2 separate regions of the Homo sapiens genome follow, and region 1 is linked to region 2. A link is an interaction called in ENCODE POLR2A ChIA-PET data of the cell type or tissue named here. Cell type or tissue: PC-3. All regions are shown on one strand.

The links. Peaks named below come from ENCODE experiments on the same cell type or tissue, not always from the same donor. Only the 100,000 strongest peaks of a DNase experiment are listed, where the experiment ranks them.
Region 1: POLR2A ChIA-PET joins it to region 2 with 5 read pairs; 3 of 35 experiments call an interaction of 5 or more read pairs at or near these places.

What each region holds. Positions count from the first base shown.
Region 1 is chr7:66,406,700-66,411,699 of GRCh38, forward strand. It overlaps the pseudogene GTF2IP9. Among named protein-coding and RNA genes, the nearest start is that of LINC00174, 8.8 kb to the left of the region's middle. In PC-3, no CTCF peak of the experiment used is centred here; no DNase peak of the experiment used is centred here.
Region 2 is chr7:66,048,780-66,053,779 of GRCh38, forward strand. No RefSeq gene overlaps it. Among named protein-coding and RNA genes, the nearest start is that of ASL, 25 kb to the right of the region's middle. RefSeq lists a silencer at 3,042-3,220. In PC-3, no CTCF peak of the experiment used is centred here; a DNase peak (open chromatin) is centred at 2,442.

The DNA of each region.
Region 1 (5,000 bases), 360 kb after region 2:
CGAGACTTTCATCTCCAAATAAAAAAGAATGATCCTAACGCAGTTATTTCCTTTTGCAATTATGAGGAGATGGAAGAAATACCCATATTTGATGGTTGGTTGGGAACTGTCTTTGGTATTGTATGAAGTATTTTAATACTGTGAACATGAAAAGATGAGAACCCTGCAGACCCCGTGGGCATGGAGAGAAGGAAGTACATTAGAGGGTGTCGTAGGAAATACTTTGATTCCAGGCACTGCTGTTTAAACCACCCCTCAACTTCCTTTCCTTAAAAGAATAAAAAAAAAAAAAGCAGACAAAAGATGAAACATTCCATGTGACCCTCTGCACCCTTATTTGTTGTAATAAAGGAAAAGCATTTTAGGGATTTTCTTTAGTGCAGTTTATGATGTGATCCATGTTATTTACTCCCTGTTAATAATTTTCAAAATTTCAATTAAAGACATTCAGAAATTTAGCTTTATCACAGGCAGCTGTTCACAGGTAAAACTAGTTTGGTTACCTTCATCTGTATAAACATGAAGCTAGTGAATTGACATAACTATTAAACTGGAGAATTAACAGAAACATGGCAAGGACTGGCCCTTACCTTCCACAGTGACCTCAATTTCAGGAACCTTTTCATTACTCTCAGGGCTTCGTGGTCTTTTTAGAAACTGCGAAGCTGTAAAATAGAGCACAGAATTACTTTAGTATATTGTAGAAAAAAATACAGAAGGAGATGCTTTATAAGAGCAGAGCATTAAAATTCTTTCAGTTTGACTCTTTTCAAAGAAACCTGCAGAATTAAACTTGTAGTGTAATCCTCCACAGGGGGCTCAACAAAGCCATGGAAACATGAGTGAAGTGGGATTGCAAATGTGACACTTCCAACAAAATTTTTTTAAAGAAAAAGAAGTCCATTAAATAAAATACCTTAAAAAGGCAAGAAACTAACTGCAAGTCCCACAAAGATAGTGGACAATGATTCTGTGTGATTTAAAAAATGCTGATATAGAGTGTCTTAATGCAGTGAAATATAATACGAAATACAGGTAATCTCTTACCTTTAGTGTTTATTTTATTAGCCACTCCAGGAGGTAACTAGGAAATAACTAGTTCAGGTCTAGAAAGAAACTTACTTTTTACCAACAATGGTGGCCTCACAGCTAGTAAAACGGTTGTGATATGACCAGGGTTTTTTCCTAAAGCTGATCACAGAGTCATCCTGTAATGTCACAATAATTCCTATCATTGTGGATGAAAACCCTGACTTTTCCTTCCTATGACTGGCAAGTAATTGTCTGAAGAGTAAATTACTTCTTTCATGAAAAAGAAAATTAACACTAGTGTACTTTCTTCAGCCACTAAAGTTCTGCAGAAATGCAGATATAATAAGAAAAACTCAATCATCAGGCCAGGCATGGTGGCTCACACCTGCAGTCCCCATACTTTGGGAGGCTGAGGTGGGTGGGTCACCTGAGGTCAGGAGTTTGAGACCGGCCCGACCAACGTGGTGAAACATCATCTCTACGAAAAATACAAAAATTAGTCGGGCATGGTGGTGCATGCCTGTTATCCCAGCTACTTCAGAGGCTGAGGCAGGAGAATCACTTGAACCTGGGAGGCAGAGGTTGCAGTGAGTGGAGATCGCGCCATTGCGCTGCAGCCTGGGCAACAAGAGTGAAACTCTGTCTCAGAAAAAGGAGAAGAAACTCAATCATCAATATTTACTTGCTAATAAGATTGACCCAGGAATAACAGAGCAGAAAAAACCCAGCAGATTAAACTTCATTCAAGTACTTAGGTATAGTGCATGCCACCACAGTGTGTCTGAACATCGTGGAGGCAGCGGTCACTATTCTTGCACTGATGAAGATGACTGAGTACGGGATGGGGAATGGCAGGGGCAATGGAGAGTGCCAGGACTGTGGCTCAGAGCCAGGCTTTTCCATCAAGGACTTACAGCCACACCTGTCACCTCTAGCTAGAAAAACGTTTTAGTAGAAATGTCATTTTATTGTTTTAATTCCAGAAATGACGACAGTGGCAAATAAAACTTACTTTTTATTGTTGTTGTTGTTGTTGAGGCAGAGTCTCGCTCTGTCACTCAGGCTGGAGTGCAGTGTTGTGATCTTGGCTCACTGCAGCCTCTGCCTCCCAGGTTCAAGTGATTCTCCTGCTTCAGCCTCCCAAGTAGCTGGGATCACAGGTGCCCGCCCCCATGCTCACCTAATTCTTTGTATTTTTAGTGGATACAGGGTTTTCCCATGTCTGCCAGGCTGGTCTCGAACTCCGGACCTCAGGTGATCTGCCCGCCTCAGCCTCCCAAAGTTCTGGGATTACAGACATGAGCCACCACACCTGGCCTAAAACTTACTTTTTACCAACAGACTTGATGTTATTACTCCCACGGACGATCCTTTTAAGTCATGGAATTCCAAACCAGGAGGGCTTCAAAAGGGAATCCTGTCTGGCAAACCTTCTAAACATACAGGAACTCGGGGTTTGATTCAAACACAGGATATGGTTCTTTTACTGCCTCAGTGAGTCCAAGAGCTTAAGCTGAAAGAGAACATAATTTGTGAAAAATAAAATTTGACACAGACATTCTTTTATTTTTATCTGCATTCTCAAGTACATTATGGACAAGTTCCCTACAATCAAGCAATATTCACTTCATATTGAAGGCATTTTGCTTAGGATATTGGGCACATCTGAAGAACAAGCCTAAAAATTAAGTACTTTTGGGAGGAACATTTTAACCCTTTCACTCAAAAGAAGAGTTATGTTAGTAGCCAAAATGACCTCTGTGTTCTAAGCAGAAATGACCGAAGGCCATTCCACACACCAGTGGCCCTCGGCAGCCTTTGCATTCCATCAAGAGTCAGGGTAGCTGTTCAAAGACAGGTGGTGTCTATGATGCAACTAAGCAGCACTCAGTAAGTTCATGTCATCAGACACACAGTAGACAGGATTCCTGACAAGAGACAGGAAACATCAGCACCAGGTATTGAAATAATGGACAGGAATGCCCCAGGAATGCTGTGAGTGCTCCCCAGTCCTTACTTCCTTCTCCATGACAGATACACCTAAAACTGAAACATACTTTCTTGCTGAGCCTGTTCAGAATCGTTCAAGACAGCACTCCAGGAAACCTCTGTCAACAAATCTAAGTATTTGCCACACGTGTTAGCCAGATTTGAAGTACAGACAGTGGAATGACACTTATCCCAACGCCTCCCTTCCTCTCCCATCCTGACACATGAGAAAGCTGAATCCAAGAGAAATGAAGTCACCTGCTTGGTTTCGATAGCAAGTGTAGTAGTAAAAATAAACCAAAGCCCAGTTTCTGGGACCTTCCTTTTTTAGGTCCTAAACTTCTATAATTCATTCAGACATAACCCTTTACTGATACGTTATCAAATTAAAGACCAACAACAGGTGAAGGACTATGAGTCCCTTCATGTTCATATGAAAGGGCAAGACTCTTATCTCCAAAAAATAAAAAATAAAAAAATATTTCAATTTAAAAAAATAGTGTGATGGTCTTTGGCAATGTTTAAATAGAAAAGAAGAGTATCACTTTCAAATAAGCTGACACTTTCTGAACATGTAATAACCAGGGTCACAGAATCACAGAGGCCAGTGAGAAGACTAAAAAGTACCCCTGTGAGCCCCAGTGATACATACACCACCAGGAAAATTTCCTGTTCCTGTCGCTCCAACGAATCCACAGCAACATAATGTCGGCAAGTGACATGATCTGCCTCCCCTACCTCCAGGCAGCCACAGGGAAAGTGGAGAGCAAAGGGACCATTCCCTGTGTCACTGATAAATGAGGCTCAATGGGAAACACGAAGCATGAGGGGCACCCAAAGTTAGATGACAAGTTCAGTATCTCCCCTTTGTCTTCCTGCTTCAGGTATTATCTGCATCTTCTCTTTTCATGATAAGGAAAGAAGCAGCAATAGCAATAGCGTGTCTAAATGTGGGACTACCCATCGAGCATCATGGAACTTAATATAGAAGTTTATACAACCCTGAGAGCTTTCAGAACCTGGTGTCCTAACATGTACATCCAAGTTTTCTAAAGCTCTTGACCAGGCAGTAGACTATGAGCCCCCAGGAGTTCACGCAGGTTTTCTAGGATCTTCACACTGCTAACCACAGTCATGGCAACGCCTTCATTGCCTTTTTAAACAATTGTTTTCCCAATTGTCCCCTTAAAATTGGGCAGTTTAGGCTGGGCACGGTGGCTCACGCCTGTAATCCCAGCACTCTGGGAGGCCAAGGTGGGCAGATCACATGAGGTAAGGCGTTTCAGCCTGGCCAACATGGTAAAACCCTGTCTCTACTATGAAATACAAAAATTAGCTGAGCATGGTGGTGGATGCCTATAATCCCAGCTACTCAGGAGGCTGAGGTATGAGGTATAAGAATCCCTCGAACCCAGAAGGTGGAGGTTACAGTGAGCTGAGATAGTACCAGTGCACTACAGCCTGGGCAACAGGAGTGAAACTCCATTACACACACACAAAAAAGAAGCAGGCCCAAATATATATTTTTTTTGAGACGGAGTCTTGCTTTGTTGCCCAGGCTGGAGTGCAGTGGCGCGATCTCGGCTCACTGCAAGCTCCGCCTCCTGGGTTCACGCCATTTTCCTGCATCAGCCTCCGGAGAAGCTGGGACTACAGGCTGCCGCCACCACGCCCGGCTAATTTTTTGTATTTTTAGTAGAGACAGGGTTTCACCATGTTAGCCAGGATGGTCTCGATCTCCTGACCTCGTGATCTCCTGACCTCCCACCTCAGCCTCCCAAAGTGCTGGGATTACAGGCATGAGCCACGGCACCCAGCCAGGCCCAAATCTTAAAGTAAAACTTTTAGCATAGAAAATAAGAATTGGTGAGAACTCCATTCCCTGGTTACTTACCCCATAGGCTGAAGAGCTGCCTCTGCCTCTAAGGATCAGGGCATTCTGTTTTTGATGGCAGAATCTAAGTCAGAATGCAGCACAA
Region 2 (5,000 bases):
AGGAGGTGGAGTTTGCAGTGACCTGAGATTGCGCCACTGCACTCCAGCCTAGGCGACACACACACACACACAAAAGTAAAGAGAAAAAGAGAAATACCTGAGACTAGGTAATTTATAAAGAAAGATTGTTTAATTAGCCTACAGTTCCAACGGCTCTAGAGGAAGCATGGCAGCATCTGCTTCTGGGGAGGCCTCAGGGATCTTCTACTCATGGCGGAAGGCAAGGGGGAGCAGGAGCAAGAGAGGAGGGGAGGAGCTACATACTTTTTTGTTATTATTTTATTTCTCTATTTTCTTTGAGACGGAGTCTCCCTCTGTCACCCAGGCTAGAGTGCAGTTGCACGATCTCGGCTCACTGCAACCTCCACCTCCCAGGTTCAAGCGATTCTCCTGCCTCAGCCTCCTGATGGACTGGGATTACAAGCGTGCACCACCACACCCAGCTAATTTTTGGTAGAGACAGGATTTCACCATGTTGGCCAGGCTAGTCTCGAACTCCTGACCTCATGATCTGCCTGCCTTAGCCCCCCAAAGTGCTGGGATTACAGACGTAAGCCACCACGCCTGGCCTTATTTAATTTTTTTGAGACCGAGTCTCACTCCAGCCCAGGCTGGAGTGCAATGGCGCAATCTTGACTCACTGCAACCTTCACCTCCTGGGTTCAAGTGGCTCTCCTGTCTCAGCCTCCCGAGTAGCTGGGATTACAGGCACGCACAAGCACACCCGGCTAATTTTTGTATATTTAGTAGAGACAGGGTTTTACCATGTTGGCCAGGCTGGTCTCCAACTCCTGGCCTCAGGTGATCTGCCCACCCCGGCCTCCCAAAGTGCTGGGATTACAGGCATCAGCCACCATGCCCAGCCGAAGCTACACACTTTTAAACAGCTAGGTGTCGTGAAAACTCACTCATTATTGCAAGAACAGCACCAAAGGGATGGTGCTATACCATTCATGAGAACTTCGCCCCCATGATCCAATGACCTCCCACCAGGCCCCATCTCCAGCACTGGAGATTACAATTCGACATGAGATTTGTGTGGGGACACAGATCTAAACCATATCGACTCCTAATCCAGTGGTCCCCAACCTTTTTGGCACCAGGAACTTGTTTTGTGGAAGACAGTTTTTCCACTGACTAGGAGGCAGGGAGGTTTCAGGATGGTTTAAGCACATTACATTAAACGTGCACTTTATTTCTATTATGATTACATTGTAATAGATAATGAAATAATTATACAACTCACCATCATGTAGAATCAGTGGGAGCCCTGAGCTTGTTTTCCTGCAACTAGACAGCCCCATCTGGGGGTGATGGGAGATAGTGACAGATCATCAGACATTAGATTCTCATAAAGAGCCCACAACCTAGATCCCGTGCATGCGCTGTTCACAATAGGGTTTACGCTCCTATGAGAATCTAATGCTGCCACTGATCTGACAGGAGGCAAAGCTCATGTGGGAGTGTGAGCAATGGGGAGCTGCTGTAAATACAGAAGAAGCTTTGCTCGCTCGACTACCACTCACCTCTTGCTGTGCGACATGGTTCGTAGCAAGCCACAGACTAGTACTGGTTTGTGGTTCAAGGTTTGGGGACCCTTCTTCTAACCTATAAAATTTTAAGACAATAAATTTGTGGGGTTTTGTGCAGCAGTTTGTTACTGCAGTAAGAGAAAATCAGTACATTCCCGTATATATCTGTTGTTCTGTGCAGTCTGTCTCCTGCTCACTCAGGGTCCAAGGTTACAAAATGCTGCTTCTCCAGGTCCGTCCCCACCTTTTCTGCAGGAGGCTGAGTACCTCTCAGATACCTCCTAGATAGATCCAGGTGTCTCAAAGTATGATATGCACACACACACACACACACACACACGCATGCACGAGCACCCCCAGAGTCTGTGCCCCCAATGGTGGCTGCCACCAGCCTCTGCAGTAGGGGCTGCTATCTTGCTGCGGCAGGCCAGGCTGCTGTTATTCCTGCGCCCTGAGGCATGGCCTCCTGCCTGACACGATTTCTGCAGATGCCTTGAGATGCTTTAATTTATTATTATCTTCATTCTCTGGCTGCTGGAGTCCATGGGGCCTTGTAGGGGGACAATCAGAGTGACAGTCACAGTGTCCCACTCAGGACTGCCCCTTGGACCTTCCAACCAAGCAGGAACCTTAACTCTGCCTTAACTTCCTTGGGAGGAAGGACTGTGTCCTGGAGGCTCCATGGTCCTGAGGGGGCCTGCTCTCCACTCCCAACCCAGCCCTCCAGGCAGGCCTGTCTCCTGGGGCCTCTGCTGTAGGCTTTTTCCCATAAACATACACAGTCCCCAGAAAAGTGCTTGAGATAGTGCTTGGCGCTTAGTAAACACTGCATAAGAATGCTTATTGGCCAGATGCCATGCCTATGCCTGTCACCCCAGCACTTTGGAAGGCCAAAGTGGGAGGATTGCCTAAGCCCAGGAATTCAAGACCAGATGGTGCAACACAGTGAGACCATGTCTCTACAAAAAATTAGCCAGGCAGGGTGGCATGTGCCTGTAGTCCCAGCTATTCAGTAGGCTGAGGCGGAAGAACCACCTGAGCCTTAAGGTTTGAGGTTACAGTGAGCAACACTGCACTCCAGTCTGGGTGACAGAGGGAGATACTGTCTCTTTAAAAAAAAGAAAAAGAAAAGGCCGGGCGCCATGGCTCACGCCTGTAATCCTACCACTATGGGAGGCCTAGGCAGGCAGATTGCCTAAGCTCAGGAGTTCGAGACCAGCCTGAGCAACACAGTGAAACCCCATCTCTACTAAAATACAAAAAAAAAAAAAAAAAAAAAAAAAAGGGGCCAGGCGTAGTGCCCGAGCATTTTGGGAGGCCGAGCCAGGTGGATCACCTGAGGTCAGGAGTTTGAGACAAACCTGAACAACATAGTGAAACCTTGTCTCTACTGAAAATGCAAAAATTAGCTGGGCGTGGTGGCACTTGCCTGTAATCCCAGCTACTCAGGAGGCTGAGGCAGAAGAATCACTTGAACCTGGGAGGTGGAGGCTGCAGTGAGCTGAGATCATGCCACTGCACTCCAGCCTGGGTGACAGAGCAAGACTCCATCTCAAAAAAAAAAAAAAAAAAAAAAAAAATTACAGTGGCTCACGCCTGTAATCACAGCACTTTGGGAGGCCAAAGTGGGCGGATCACCTGAGGTCAGGAGTTCGACACCAGCCTTGCTAACATGGTGAAACCCCCGTTTTACTAAAAATACAGAAAATTAGCAGGGCATGGTGGCTTATGCCTATAATCCCAGCTACTCGGGAGGCTGAGGCAGGAGAATCACTTGAACCCAGAAGGTGGAGGTTGCAGTGAGCTGAAATTGTGCCACTGCATTCCAGCTTGGGCAACAAGAGTGAACCTCCATCTCAAAAAAAAAAAAAGTGCTTATTAATAAATCCCGGCCGGACACAGTGGCTCACACCTGTAATCCCAGCACTTTGGGAGCCCAGGGCGAGCAGATCACCAGAGGTCAGGAGTTTGAGACCAACCTGGCCAACATGGTGAAACCCCATCTCTGCTAAAAATACAAAAAATAGTCAGGTGTGGTGGTGGTTTCCTGTAATCCCAGCTACTTGGGAGGCTGAGGCAGGAGAATCACTTGAACCTGGGAGGTGGAGGTTGCAGTGACCCGAGACTGTGCTTCTGCACTCCAGCCTGGGTGACAGAGCAACACTATGTCTCAAAACAAAACAAAAACAAAACAAAACAAAAACCCTTTATATTTTAGTCTAGTATAATTTCTGTAGCACAGGGATTAAGAAAACAAGTCCTGGCCAGGTGGGTGGCTCACACGTGTAATCCCAGCACTGTGGGAGGCCAGGGCGGGCAGGTCACCTGAGGTCAGGAGTTCAAGACCAGCCTGGCCAACATGGTGACATCCCGTGTCTACCAAAAATACAAACATTAGCTGGGCGTGGGGGTAGGAGTCTGTAATCCCAGCTACACAGGAAGCTGAGGTACGAAAATTCCTTGAACCTGGGAAACAGAGGCTGCAGTGAGTTGAGATCACACCACTGCACTCCAGCCTGGGTGACAGAGCGAAACTCTGTCTCCAAAAAAAGAAAAAAAAAGAAAAGAAAAAAGAAATAAATAAACAAAAAGAAATTGACACTTTCGGTCATAAAGCTTGAAACTTACATTTTATTTTACCTGAGTTCCTTCCTCAGGAAAGGATCCCCAGGCCTCTCAAAGTTTATCAAAGAACTGAAACTCACCAGGTCATGGCATCCTGACAATGAGACTCCGGACCCCTCATTCATCATGATTGCTTCCTTACCCCTCCTGAGTTCCTGTATTCCCACACATAGTTGCATTTCTTCCCTGCTGTATAAACCCCTAATTTTAGTAGTCAGGGAGATGGATTTGAGACTGATCTCCCATCTCCTCAGCTGCAGCACCCAATTAAAATCTTCCTTGGCAATAATCACTGTCTCAATGATTGGCTTTCTGTGCGGCCAACAGCTGGAGCTAGGCTGAACTCTACTGCTTTGGTAACACTAAAAGAATGAAATGTGATCATACACACACAGTGGTTCTAAAACATGTCTGCTAATTTCTTTTTTTTGAGACGGAGTCTCTCTCTGTCACCCAGGCTGGAGTGCAGTGGTGTGATCTTGGCTCGCCACAACCTCCACCTCTTGGGGTTGAAGCGATTCTCCTGCCTCAGTCTCCCGACTGGCTGGGATTACAGGCGCCCACCACCAAGCCCAGCTAATTTTTGTATTTTTAGTAGAGACAGGGGTTTCACCATGTTGCTCAGGCTGGTCTCAAACTCCTGACCTTGTGATCCGCCCACCTTGGCCTCCTAAAGTGCTGGGATTACAGGCGTGAGCCATCGCGCCCAGCCCATGTCTGCAAATTCTCTGACACCCCTCATGGAGTGGAGTCTAATTCCTCCTCACCTTGAACATGGTCTGGCTTTCGTGACTCACTTCCTTTTCTTTTGAGACAGTATCTCACTCTGTTTCCCAGGCTGGA